Linked DNA regions of Mus musculus: region 1 is linked to region 2. The links are chromatin loops, found by intact Hi-C in ENCODE. Cell type or tissue: gastrocnemius. All regions are shown on one strand. Each heading gives the region's core, and the rest is flanking DNA. Links, peaks and the distances in the headings are about the cores only. Region 1 overlaps 1500004A13Rik (RIKEN cDNA 1500004A13 gene). Region 2 overlaps Gon4l (gon-4-like (C.elegans)).

Region 1 (5,369 bases), core at 273-5,272, 71 kb before region 2:
GTCTTGAAAAACCAAACCAAACCGAAGCGAACCGAACCGAACCGAACCAAAGCAAAGCAATGTAGCACGTGTACTTAAAAAAGTTGCTAAGCAAAGCTGTCCTCAGGACCTCAGGCTTCTCTGGTTCTCAGTGTTGGCCCTGCTCTGCCTCTGTGCCTTATGCTGCTGCTGCTGTACTTCAGCTTCTGGGAGCTGCAAGGAGCCCTTGGAAACATTTTCGGTGTAGTACAACCAGTTTAATCCAATCCTGACTTCCTTACAAAAGAGTGAGACCCAGACTTTGTTTAGTGTATTTGGCTTTGATAATTACTGGGGTCCCCCCCAATCTACTTTCCTACCTGCTGGCCTGGCTGCCTGCCCCGCGGTGTTCCCCAAAGACTTGCTGTTTCTCTTGGCCGTGTGCTCATGGTTCCGCTCCTCTCTCCTCTTCCTCATTTTCTTTGTCTTGGCTTTTCTGCCATGCACCAGCAGGTAACTAAAAAGCCTGCCCATGTCTAATCCCTCTGCTAATGGTTGTAGCCATTTTTATTCAACCAGTATCTTTAAATTAAGGAACAAGGTTTGCACAACAAAAGATGGCATGCAGGAGAAATCACTCATAAGTAGACCTTCTGGTACACATTTTATCATTCCATGCATAGCAGCAGACAAAACCTCAACAAAATGGTGCTTTTAGGAAACAATGGAGAAACTGACTTGGCTGGCATCTGAAAGGAGGATGAGTCAGGAGGGTGAGTCTGAGGAAGAGAACTCCCAGGAGGAGAACTCTGAGCCAGAAGAAGAGGAGGAAGAAGAGGCAGAAGGAATGGAAACCTTGCAAAAAGAGGATGAAGTGAACGATGAAGCCGTTGGAGATGCTGCCAAGAAACCCCCTTCTACCTTGGCCTCACCTCAGACTGCTCCAGAAATAGAGACCAGCATAGCCCCCGCAGGTAAGTGCAGCAGCTCTCCAAGCTGCATTGCCCAGAGACAGAGTGCAGAGTGCGCTTTGTCACCTGGAGCTTCTCTTCCTTCCCCAGACAGACGAGAACCGCCCCTCTGCAGAGCCTTAAATCCTCATCAACACCCGGTTTACACTAGGTTGCCCTGTGTTTTTTCCGTGGTTCTTGCCTCTTGTGTGCCTGAGGCTTGCCTCTTGTGTGCCTGAGGCTAAGAGCTGTTTGGCCTTCATGTTCCTCCTTCAACTTCTCTTCTGTCGTTTTTAGGTAGCTCAGGTGGTATTTCTGTTAGGCCACCTCTCCCCCTTCCCAGCCTTGGACTCCTTTCTCAGCTGCAGAACTCCTGGTCAGCTTGCGTCCCGGACACTGTTGAAGGGCGTGTGGTGCACTGCGCAGTGCTGGTGCTGTCCTGGAGGCTGGCTCTGCTGCTGACCTAGCTATTCTTCCCTAGCTGTGCCGTGATATTAGTCGGAGTGCACGGGGTGGCCTTTACGCTGGATAGCACAGTTTCAGGGATTGAGAAGGAATCTTTTTCACTACTCCAAGGGGAGAGCATCAAAGCTGCTGGAAAGGGACGGAGCAGTCATCGGGCTCGAAACAAACGGGGAAGTCGGGCTCGGGCCAGCAAGGACACCTCCAAGCTGCTGTTGCTGTATGATGAGGACATTCTCGACCGGGACCCACTCAGGGAGCAGAAGGACCTGGCGTTCGCACAGGCTTATCTCACCAGGGTAGGCAACTGCTGCCATTCCTGTCAGTCTGCGCATTTGTAGCTGCTGCTTTGGAGGAAGAAGCTTTAAACATGATTGGGGCTGGGGGTGGGGGTGGAGGTAGCTTAGCAGCAGAGTACTTGTCTAGCATTCTAGCATGGGCAAGGCTGGGTCAGCCCCAGCACAACCAAAAACTAAGTCTTTTCTCTAGGTGCACAGTAGACTTTGTGTCTGCCGCTGCGTTCTCTAACAACCGGCAGGAGACGTGTGGCTTGGTCATCGGTGCCCCTACCCTCACTCATCTCACCTCTCTTTCACGCAGAGATTAGGCTATTGCCCCCCTCAATGGCAAGTTGTGACTTCCCAGATTGGGCTGACATAGGACCTTCACTGAGCACTCAGGGTGTGCAGGCTGGGAGAGCTGGGCTCAGGAGCGAACCTCGGTCTTGCGTGTCTAGGCACACTGTGCCGCTTCCTCCTTAGTTAACTCAGCAAAGGGAGGCCCTCCGAGGGGTAGGCATGACTTTTTCCTTCTGTTATTGTTTTAGTAACATTCTAAGTTTGTGTATTCTGTACCTTGGTATGACGTGTCTTAGAATTCATATCCATATGCCTTACCTGGATGATGCAGTGCTGAAGTCAGAACCCGTGAAAATCAGTCCCTGGTTTTTAAAGGGTTAAAGGCTGTCCAGTTGCCCCTCCGAGGAAAGGAGTTGTGCCTTGCTGCTTGTTCTGTGTGTTGTTACTCCTTGGGTCAGAGGAGTGCCTGTGAAGGGAGCTCTCAGAGCCGTGTGAGCACAGCTGCCTTCTGTGCCCTTGTCGGTTAGGATTGCAGGCCCACAGAAGGATGCTGACCAGTGCAAGTATTCCTTGTAGGTACGCGAAGCTCTCCAGCACACCCCTGGCAAATACGAAGATTTCCTTCAGATCATCTATGAATTTGAGTCAAGCACCCAAATGCACAGCGCTGTGGATCTCTTCAAAAGCTTGCAAACCCTTCTCCAAGACTGGCCTCAGCTCTTGAAGGACTTTGCTGCTTTCCTGCTGCCTGAGCAAGCCCTGTCGTGTGGACTCGTAAGTCCACTTTGACGGGCAAAGACTTTACAGCTGACTCCGGGGCAGAGGCAGAGGGGCTCAAATGCAGCCAATCAAGACAGTTCCAGTTTTCCCGTTTGTTTACAGGGTTTTATCTGTAGTACAAGTGGAGATCTTGATACGTCACACTCTGCCCTCCCTTCTGAAAAGTACATTTAAAAATTTTTTTAAAATATATGGACTTTCTAGGTAGCCCCTGTTGGCCTGGAACTCATTGTTTAGGTGAGGCTGCACAGAGATCCTCCTGCCTCTGCCCCTCAAGTGCTGGGATTGAAGGTGTGTGTCTGATTATAGGGGTCCCTCTAATGGTGAGTGGTGTGTAGTGCTTATAGCTCTATTCTAGTGCTACCAATATATTGCTGCAAAACAAATCTTGGGTCTGGTTTTGTTTTTTTCTAAGCATTATTCATACTGGGATGCCCTAGAACTATGTATGTAGACCAGGCTGGCATCAAATTTCTATGAAGTTACAGATATCTGTTTCTGCTTCCTGAGTGCCAGAATGAAAGACATGTGCTACCACACCCAGCCTGTTTTTCTCTCTCTTAAAGATTTATATGAGCTGGAGAGATGGCTCAGAGGTTGAAATCACTCACTGCTCATGGAAAGGTCCTGTGCTCAAATCCCAGCAACGACGTTGTGGCTCACAACCATCCTCAATGAGATCTGGTGCCCTCTTTTGATTTGCAGTCAGAACACTGTGTATATAATAAATCTTTGACAAAAAAATTATACCTACTTTTTTTTTCTGGTTTTTTTGAGACAGGGTTTCTCTGTATAGCCCTGGCTGTCCTGGAACTCACTTGTAGACCAGACTGGCCTCGAATCAAGTTTTTTTTTTTTAAAGATTTATTCATTATTATACATAAGTACACTGTAGCTGACTTCAGACACATAAAAAAATAAATAAATCTTTTTTTTTTTTTTTTTTTGAGACAGAGTTTCTCTGTTTAGCCCTGGCTGTCCTGGAATTCATTCTGTAGACTAGGCTGGCCTTGGAACTCAGAAATCCATCTGTCTCTGCCTCCCAAGTGCTGGGATTAAAGGCGTTCTCAACCACTGTGCTCCAAGAAGCCTGAGATGTGATGGTCTTTCCTGGTTTCTATGGGCATGTAACTATTGGTGCACAGGCATACTTGCAGGCAAAACACCCATAAAAACAAAACTAGGTCTCACTCTGAAACTCTGACTGGCCTTAAACTTGGAAAGATCTGCCTGCCGCTGCCTCCCCAGGGTGTCATAACTCTGAAATCCTTTCTATCTCAATATTTCACCACTCGGTGAAAGCTGAGAACCAGTCGGAAATAAACAGTCTTCATTTTGAAGGAATATAGGTAAGGAGAAAGGCCATTATTAACACTTGAAAACATGATGTGCAGGCCCATGTCTTATCCATACTCCTGTTTATATCACTCGGTAAGATAACTGTTTTTAGGGAGAAGTTAGGAGGCAAGAATCCCATCCTGCTTGTTCGCAAACCTGAGTTTCTGACATTTAACAAAAGCTAAATAAGTCTGTGTGTAAACAACTGTGTGGCCAATCAGAATGGCTCCAATATGAAGACAAGGCTCTCCACTGCCCAGTCAGGAGCTTTCTTGCAGATTGTTTGCTATTGTTTAGTGAAGGTGAACATTGACTGACTGACTGACTGACTGACTGAGAAGAGGGCAGAAGGGAACTACCAAGGGAAACATTAGGTCTCAGTCTCCCAAGTGCTGGGATTACAGATGTGAGCCACCACACCTCGTAGATAAGTGTGTGTGTGCAATGTGTTCGACGGCACGTACACTCACTCGGGGGTGGCGAGGGGGGAGAGGAAGGCAGAGGATAAGGTTCTGGAGTCCATTCTCTCCTTCCCCCAGGCATAGCTGGTGGAAGTCTCATAGCTGGAACATAGCTCATCAATCAGGCTTGGCAGCAAGCGCGCCCCCCACCCCCCCTTAGCTACCTTGCTGGCCCAAGACAGATATTTTTTTTTAGCGTAATTTGAAAATGAAGTCTAAAAGCCAAGACTGGGAGACATCTGTTTGCACAGTTCTTTGGCTCTATGGTGTTGTGTCACTGAGGGAACCTACTGCTACGTACAATGTATCGACTGTTACAGAGACAACAAGGATAGGTAGAGAGAAGACAGGCAGTGTCATGGTTCTGGAGGACCAAGGAGGCTTCCTTACTTGCTCACTGCCATCCCACCTCTGCCCTACCTTCGCATCCATTTCAGTATTGTTCCCTCTGTCCCCAAAAGCCAAGAACTTGAACTAGAAACAGCAGATGGTGAATTCAAGGCCTCTTCCTTGCTCTAATGAAAAGTTTGGTTTGGTAGTATTAGTGGTGGTGGTGGTGGTGGAGGCTGCGGTTGGAGAGATGGCTCAGCAGCTAAGAGCACTGACTGCTCTTCTGAAGGTCCTGAGTTCAAATCCCAGCAACCACATGGTGGCTCACAACCACCTGTAATGAGATCTGATACCCTCTTCTGGGGCATCTGGAGACTGCTACAGTGTACTCATTTATAATAATAAATAAATCTTTGGGCTGGAGTGAGCAGGGACTGAGCAAGTGGGGTTGACTGGAGCGAGCAGAGGTCCTAAATTCAATTCCCAACAATCAGATGAAGGCTCACAACTAT
Region 2 (5,369 bases), core at 264-5,263:
CAAAATCTTCATTAATTAGAAATACTGTTTTTGAACTGCAGAAACATTCAGGATATACTCCTGATACATTTGTGTGTATGAAACTATCAGCCATCCCATTTACCAGTCTGAAAGAATATGACTTATACTCTGTGTTTTCATGTTTAGTTTTATAAGAAGACCAAACAGCTGCCAGTTCTGGTGAGGTGCTGTGAAGAGATCCAGCCACATCAGTGGAAGCCACCTTTTGAGAAGGAAGAACACCGGCTTCCATTCTGGTTAAAGGTCAGGCCTTCCTTCAAAATCTGTGTGAGGCAAAAGTCACTGACAGCTCCTGTAGGAGTTACATGATAATTTCCCAATGTAAATTCTGGACGAGTTTATAGAATTGAAATGTTCTTGTGTTAGAAAATTGATGCAGAGAAATACCCGTCTTGGAACCCTATGTTGCGGCTCCCTTTCAGTAGTGCTCAGAATCCAGAAAGCTAAGTTTTCCTTTCCCTTAACGTCTGCTGTGTTCTAGAGCAGAGTGTTCTTGTCCTGCAGGCCAGTCTACAGTCCATTCAGGATGAACTGCGGAACATATCCGAAGGCGCTACAGAGGGAGGAAGTGTGACCACAGCCACTGAGAGCAGCACCGATCAGCACTTACAGAAAGCCAGCCCTGCCCTGGGAGATGAACCTCAGTACCCACTGCTGCTACCCAAGGGTGTGGTGCTCAAACTGAAGCCGGGTTCCAAGCGTTTCTCCAGAAAGGCTTGGCGACAGAAGCGGCCATTGGTCCAGAAGCCCCTCCTTATCCAACCCAGCCCCTCTGTTCAGCCTGTGTTCAACCCTGGGAAAATGGCAACGTGGCCAACTCAGTCAGAAGTTCCTCCAAGCAACACAGTGGTCCAGATTCCTCATCTGATTCAGCCAGCCGCTGTCTTACAGACACTTCCAGGGTTCCCTTCAGTGGGGGTTCGTGGAGAAGATGGTTTTGAGTCTCCAACAGCACTGCCTGCTATGCCTTGTGGGTCTGAAGCCAGGACCACCTTCCCCTTGTCTGAGACTCAGTCAGCACCTCCTTCTTGCTCTGCACCCAAATTAATGCTGCCCTCTCTGGCCCCTTCTAAATTTCGAAAGCCATATGTGAGGCGGAAGCCCACAAGAAGAAAAGGAGCCAAGGTGTCCCCCTGTGTGAAGCCTGCTCCCATCATCCACCCGACACCCGTCATCTTCACAGTTCCTGCCACTACAGTAAAGGTTGTGAGCATTGGTGGTGGCTGTAACATGATCCAGCCTGTTAGTGCAGCTGTGGCACCAAGTCCCCAGACCATTCCTATCACCACTCTCCTTGTCAACCCCACTACTTTCCCCTGTTCATTAAACCAGCCCCTTGTGGCCTCCTCCATCTCCCCCCTAATTGTTTCCAGCAATCCTCTGACTCTTCCTGTGACATCTATTCCTGAAGATAAGGCCCAAGTGAAGTTGGATGTTGCTGAAGGGAAAAATGCTCCTCAGAACCCTGAGTCCAAATTAAAACCCCAGGAGCTAACTCCTCTCTGTACCACTGTCTTCTCCAAAGAGGAGCCCAAGTCCTGGCATTCTTCAGCAGATACGGGAAGCCAGGAAGCATTCTCTGAATCCAGTGCCTGCAGCTGGGCTGTTGTCAAAACAGAAAGCCAGGAAGGCTCTTCTGAAAAGAGTGCCTGTGGCTGGACGGTTGTGAAAACAGAAGATGGTGGGCATGCTGTGGAGCCATTGCCTCAGAATCTCCAGGACTCTCTGAGCTCTTCATCGAAGGATTTATTAAATATGGTCAAGATGGAAGCTCAAGATTGCATGGTGGAAATCTCCAGCAACTTTCCCAAGCAGGACATTGGGGAGGAAGTGAAAGAGGAATGCTCTATGGAATTAGACAGTGAGTCCCCACAGGAGAAGCCGAGTAGTGCCAGTGAGATGAGCAAACAGACAGTCCTGCAGAGGGAAGACATGCAGGCTGCCAAATCCCCTTCTGTGCCCCAAGACGCTGCTGCTGAGGGACGAACAAGTAGTCATGCAAGCAGAGGACTGCCAAAAAGCACTCTGTCCTCCATGGGCCAGGGCGGGGGGCTGAGCGGTCCTCCAGGGAAGCTTGAGGACTCGGCCAATGCTGACGGCCAGTCTGTGGGAACCCCAGCAGGACCAGACACTGGAGGGGAGAAGGACGGGCCTGAGGAAGAGGAGGAGGAGGACTTTGATGACCTCACCCAAGATGAAGAAGATGAACTGTCATCAGCTTCTGAGGAGTCTGTGCTCTCTGTCCCAGAGCTCCAGGTAAGGGCCAGCGCGGCTCCAAGTAGAATGGGGACTTGGTACAATGCTTACTCTATTACATTATAGCCATAAACCCTTACTTGACTTTTGAGTATCTGTGGAACATAGTTTTGACCTCTGTGTGAATTGCTGTGTATAGGGGACATGTTCTTTGAATTGAACTCATTGAAGTGTTAATTTGAGTTACTTGAGCACACTTAATTTTTTTTTAAATGTTTTACGCTATTCATTAATTTGTATGGTGAGTCTATGTGATGACATGTGCAGAGGTCAAAGGACCAGGTCACGTGGCTATCTCCTTCCATCATGTGGGTCCCAGGAGCTGAGCTCTGTGGTCAGACTCGATCGCAGGTGTCTATACCTGTTGAGTCGCCTCACTGACTGCCTAGAACATACATTACATGCCACAAAAACAAACAAATAAGCAAGCAAACAAAAACTCTTCATGGCAAGGACGCCATGGGTAAAGTTACCTGTCGCTCACCCTGGTACCACGTGGTATAATAGAGACTGACTATCATGAATTTTCCAGGGACCCGTCACATGTGCCATGGCATTCATGTTCCTCGGGGCTTGTACACAGCCATCAGCAAGTGTGACTTTAAAATAATAGCCCATAAATGCTGGAGAGATGGCTCTTCACTAAGGGTCACTTGTTCTTCCATCAGATGGCAGGTTTTAGTCACAGCACCCACATGGCTACTCTTGACCCATAGTAACTCCCGTTGGAGGGAATTTGATGCCATTTGCAGGCATGTGGTGCACAGATCTACACACATGCAAAACTTAAAAATGATACAGTAATAATTAAAAATAATTTTAAATAGTCATAAGAATTGAGGAATAGCTAAACAGTAGAGCTAGTGTACCTGTCGGGTATGGTGTTGCACACCAAGTCCCAGCACTTGCAAGGCAAAGGCAGGCAGATCTCTGCGTTCCAGGCCAGCCTGGTGTATATAGTTAGTTCCAGGACATCCAAGCAAATCTTGTCTTTAAAAACCAAAGCAAACCAAACCAAACCAACGTAGCACATGTACTTAACATGTGCAAGGCCCTGATTCAATCCCCAGCCATACAGAGATGAAGCAAAGGAATAAATAGAGGAGAAGGAGAAGAGAAGGTATAAAAAGTTGCTAAGCAAAGCTGTCCTCAGGACCTCAGGCTTCTCTGGTTCTCAGTGTTGGCCCTGCTTTGCCTCTGGCCTGGCTGCCTGCCCTGCGGTGTTCCCCAAAGACTTGCTGTTTCTCCTGGCCGTGTGCTCATGGTTCCACTCCTCTCTCCTCTTCCTCATTTTCTCTGTCTTAGCTTTTCTGCCATGCACCAGCAGGTAACTAAAAAGCCTGCCTATGTCTAATCCCTCTGCTAATGGTTGTAGCCATTTTTATTCAACCAGTATCTTTAAATTAAGGAACAAGGTTTGCACAACAAAAGATGGCATGCAGGAGAAATCACTCATAAGTAGACCTTCTGGTACACATTTTATCATTACAATGCAGAGCAGCAGACAAAACCTCAACAAAATGGTGCTTTTAGGAAACAATGGAGAAACTGACTTGGCTGGCATCTGAAAGGAGGATGAGTCAGGAGGGTGAGTCTGAGGAAGAGAACTCCCAGGAGGAGAACTCTGAGCCAGAAGAAGAGGAGGAAGAAGAGGCAGAAGGAATGGAAACCTTGCAAAAAGAGGATGAAGTGAACGATGAAGCCGTTGGAGATGCTGCCAAGAAACCCCCTTCTACCTTGGCCTCACCTCAGACTGCTCCAGAAATAGAGACCAGCATAGCCCCCGCAGGTAAGTGCAGCAGCTCTCCAAGCTGCATTGCCCAGAGACAGAGTGCAGAGTGCGCTTTGTCACCTGGAGCTTCTCTTCCTTCCCCAGACAGACGAGAACCGCCCCTCTGCAGAGCCTTAAATCCTCATCAACACCCGGTTTACACTAGGTTGCCCTTGTTTTTTCCGTGGTTCTTGCCTCTTGTGTGCCTGAGGCTAAGAGCTGTTTGGCCTTCATGTTCCTCCTTCAACTTCTCTTCTGTCGTTTTTAGGTAGCTCAGGTGGTATTTCTGTTAGGCCACCTCTCCCCCTTCCCAGCCTTGGACTCCTTTCTCAGCTGCAGAACTCCTGGTCAGCTTGCGTCCCGGACACTGTTGAAGGGCGTGTGGTGCACTGCGCAGTGCTGGTGCTGTCCTGGAGGCTGGCTCTGCTGCTGACCTAGCTATTCTTCCCTAGCTGTGCCGTGATATTAGTCGGAGTGCACGGGGTGGCCTTTACGCTGGATAGCACAGTTTCAGGGATTGAGAAGGAATCTTTTTCACTACTCCAAGGGGAGAGCATCAAAGCTGCTGGAAAGGGACGGAGCAGTCATCGGGCTCGAAACAAACGGGGAAGTCGGGCTCGGGCCAGCAAGGACACCTCCAAGCTGCTGTTGCTGTATGATGAGGACATTCTCGACCGGGACCCACTCAGGGAGCAGAAGGACCTGGCGTTCGCACAGGCTTATCTCACCAGGGTAGGCAACTGCTGCCATTCCTGTCAGTCTGCGCATTTGTAGCTGCTGCTTTGGAGGAAGAAGCTTTAAACATGATTGGGGCTGGGGGTGGGGGTGGAGGTAGCTTAGCAGCAGAGTACTTGTCTAGCATTCTAGCATGGGCAAGACTGGGTCAGCCCCAGCACAACCAAAAACTAAGTCTTTTCTCTAGGTGCACAGTAGACTTTGTGTCTGCCACTGCGTTCTCTAACAACCGGCAGGAGACGTGTGGCTTGGTCATCGGTGCCCCTACCCTCACTCATCTCACCTCTCTTTCACGCAGAGATTAGGCTATTGCCCCCCTCAATGGCAAGTTGTGACTTCCCAGATTGGGCTGACATAGGACCTTCACTGAACACTCAGGGTGTGCAGGCTGGGAGAGCTGGGCTCGGGAGCGAACCTCGGTCTTGCGTGTCTAGGCACACTGTGCCGCTTCCTCCTTAGTTAACTCAGCAAAGGGAGGCCCTCCGAGGGGTAGGCATGACTTTTTCCTTCTGTTATTGTTTTAGTAACATTCTAAGTTTGTGTATTCTGTACCTTGGTATGACGTGTCTTAGAATTCATATCCATA

The links. A loop is a pair of places that touch in the nucleus more often than their neighbours do. Peaks named below come from ENCODE experiments on the same cell type or tissue, not always from the same donor. Only the 100,000 strongest peaks of a DNase experiment are listed, where the experiment ranks them.
Region 1: a loop joins it to region 2, with 8 times the contacts of the local background. A loop is called at or near these places in 18 of 42 quality-filtered maps.

The regions. Positions count from the first base shown.
Region 1 is chr3:88,822,866-88,828,234 of GRCm38, forward strand. The region is part of intron 1 of 1500004A13Rik (RIKEN cDNA 1500004A13 gene); the gene reads right to left. It also overlaps the pseudogene 5830417I10Rik. Among named protein-coding and RNA genes, the nearest start is that of 1500004A13Rik, 7.0 kb to the right of the region's middle. In gastrocnemius, for the core only: a CTCF peak has its summit at 3,056; no DNase peak of the experiment used is centred there.
Region 2 is chr3:88,894,295-88,899,663 of GRCm38, forward strand. It overlaps Gon4l (gon-4-like (C.elegans)), which reads left to right. Exons shown (of 33, transcript NM_001242372.1): 21 at 148-264; 22 at 526-2,277; 23 at 3,811-4,066; 24 at 4,596-4,780. All of the region lies in intron 1 of Gm40091 (a long non-coding RNA gene), which reads right to left. Among named protein-coding and RNA genes, the nearest start is that of Gm40091, 2.8 kb to the right of the region's middle. In gastrocnemius, for the core only: no CTCF peak of the experiment used is centred there; no DNase peak of the experiment used is centred there.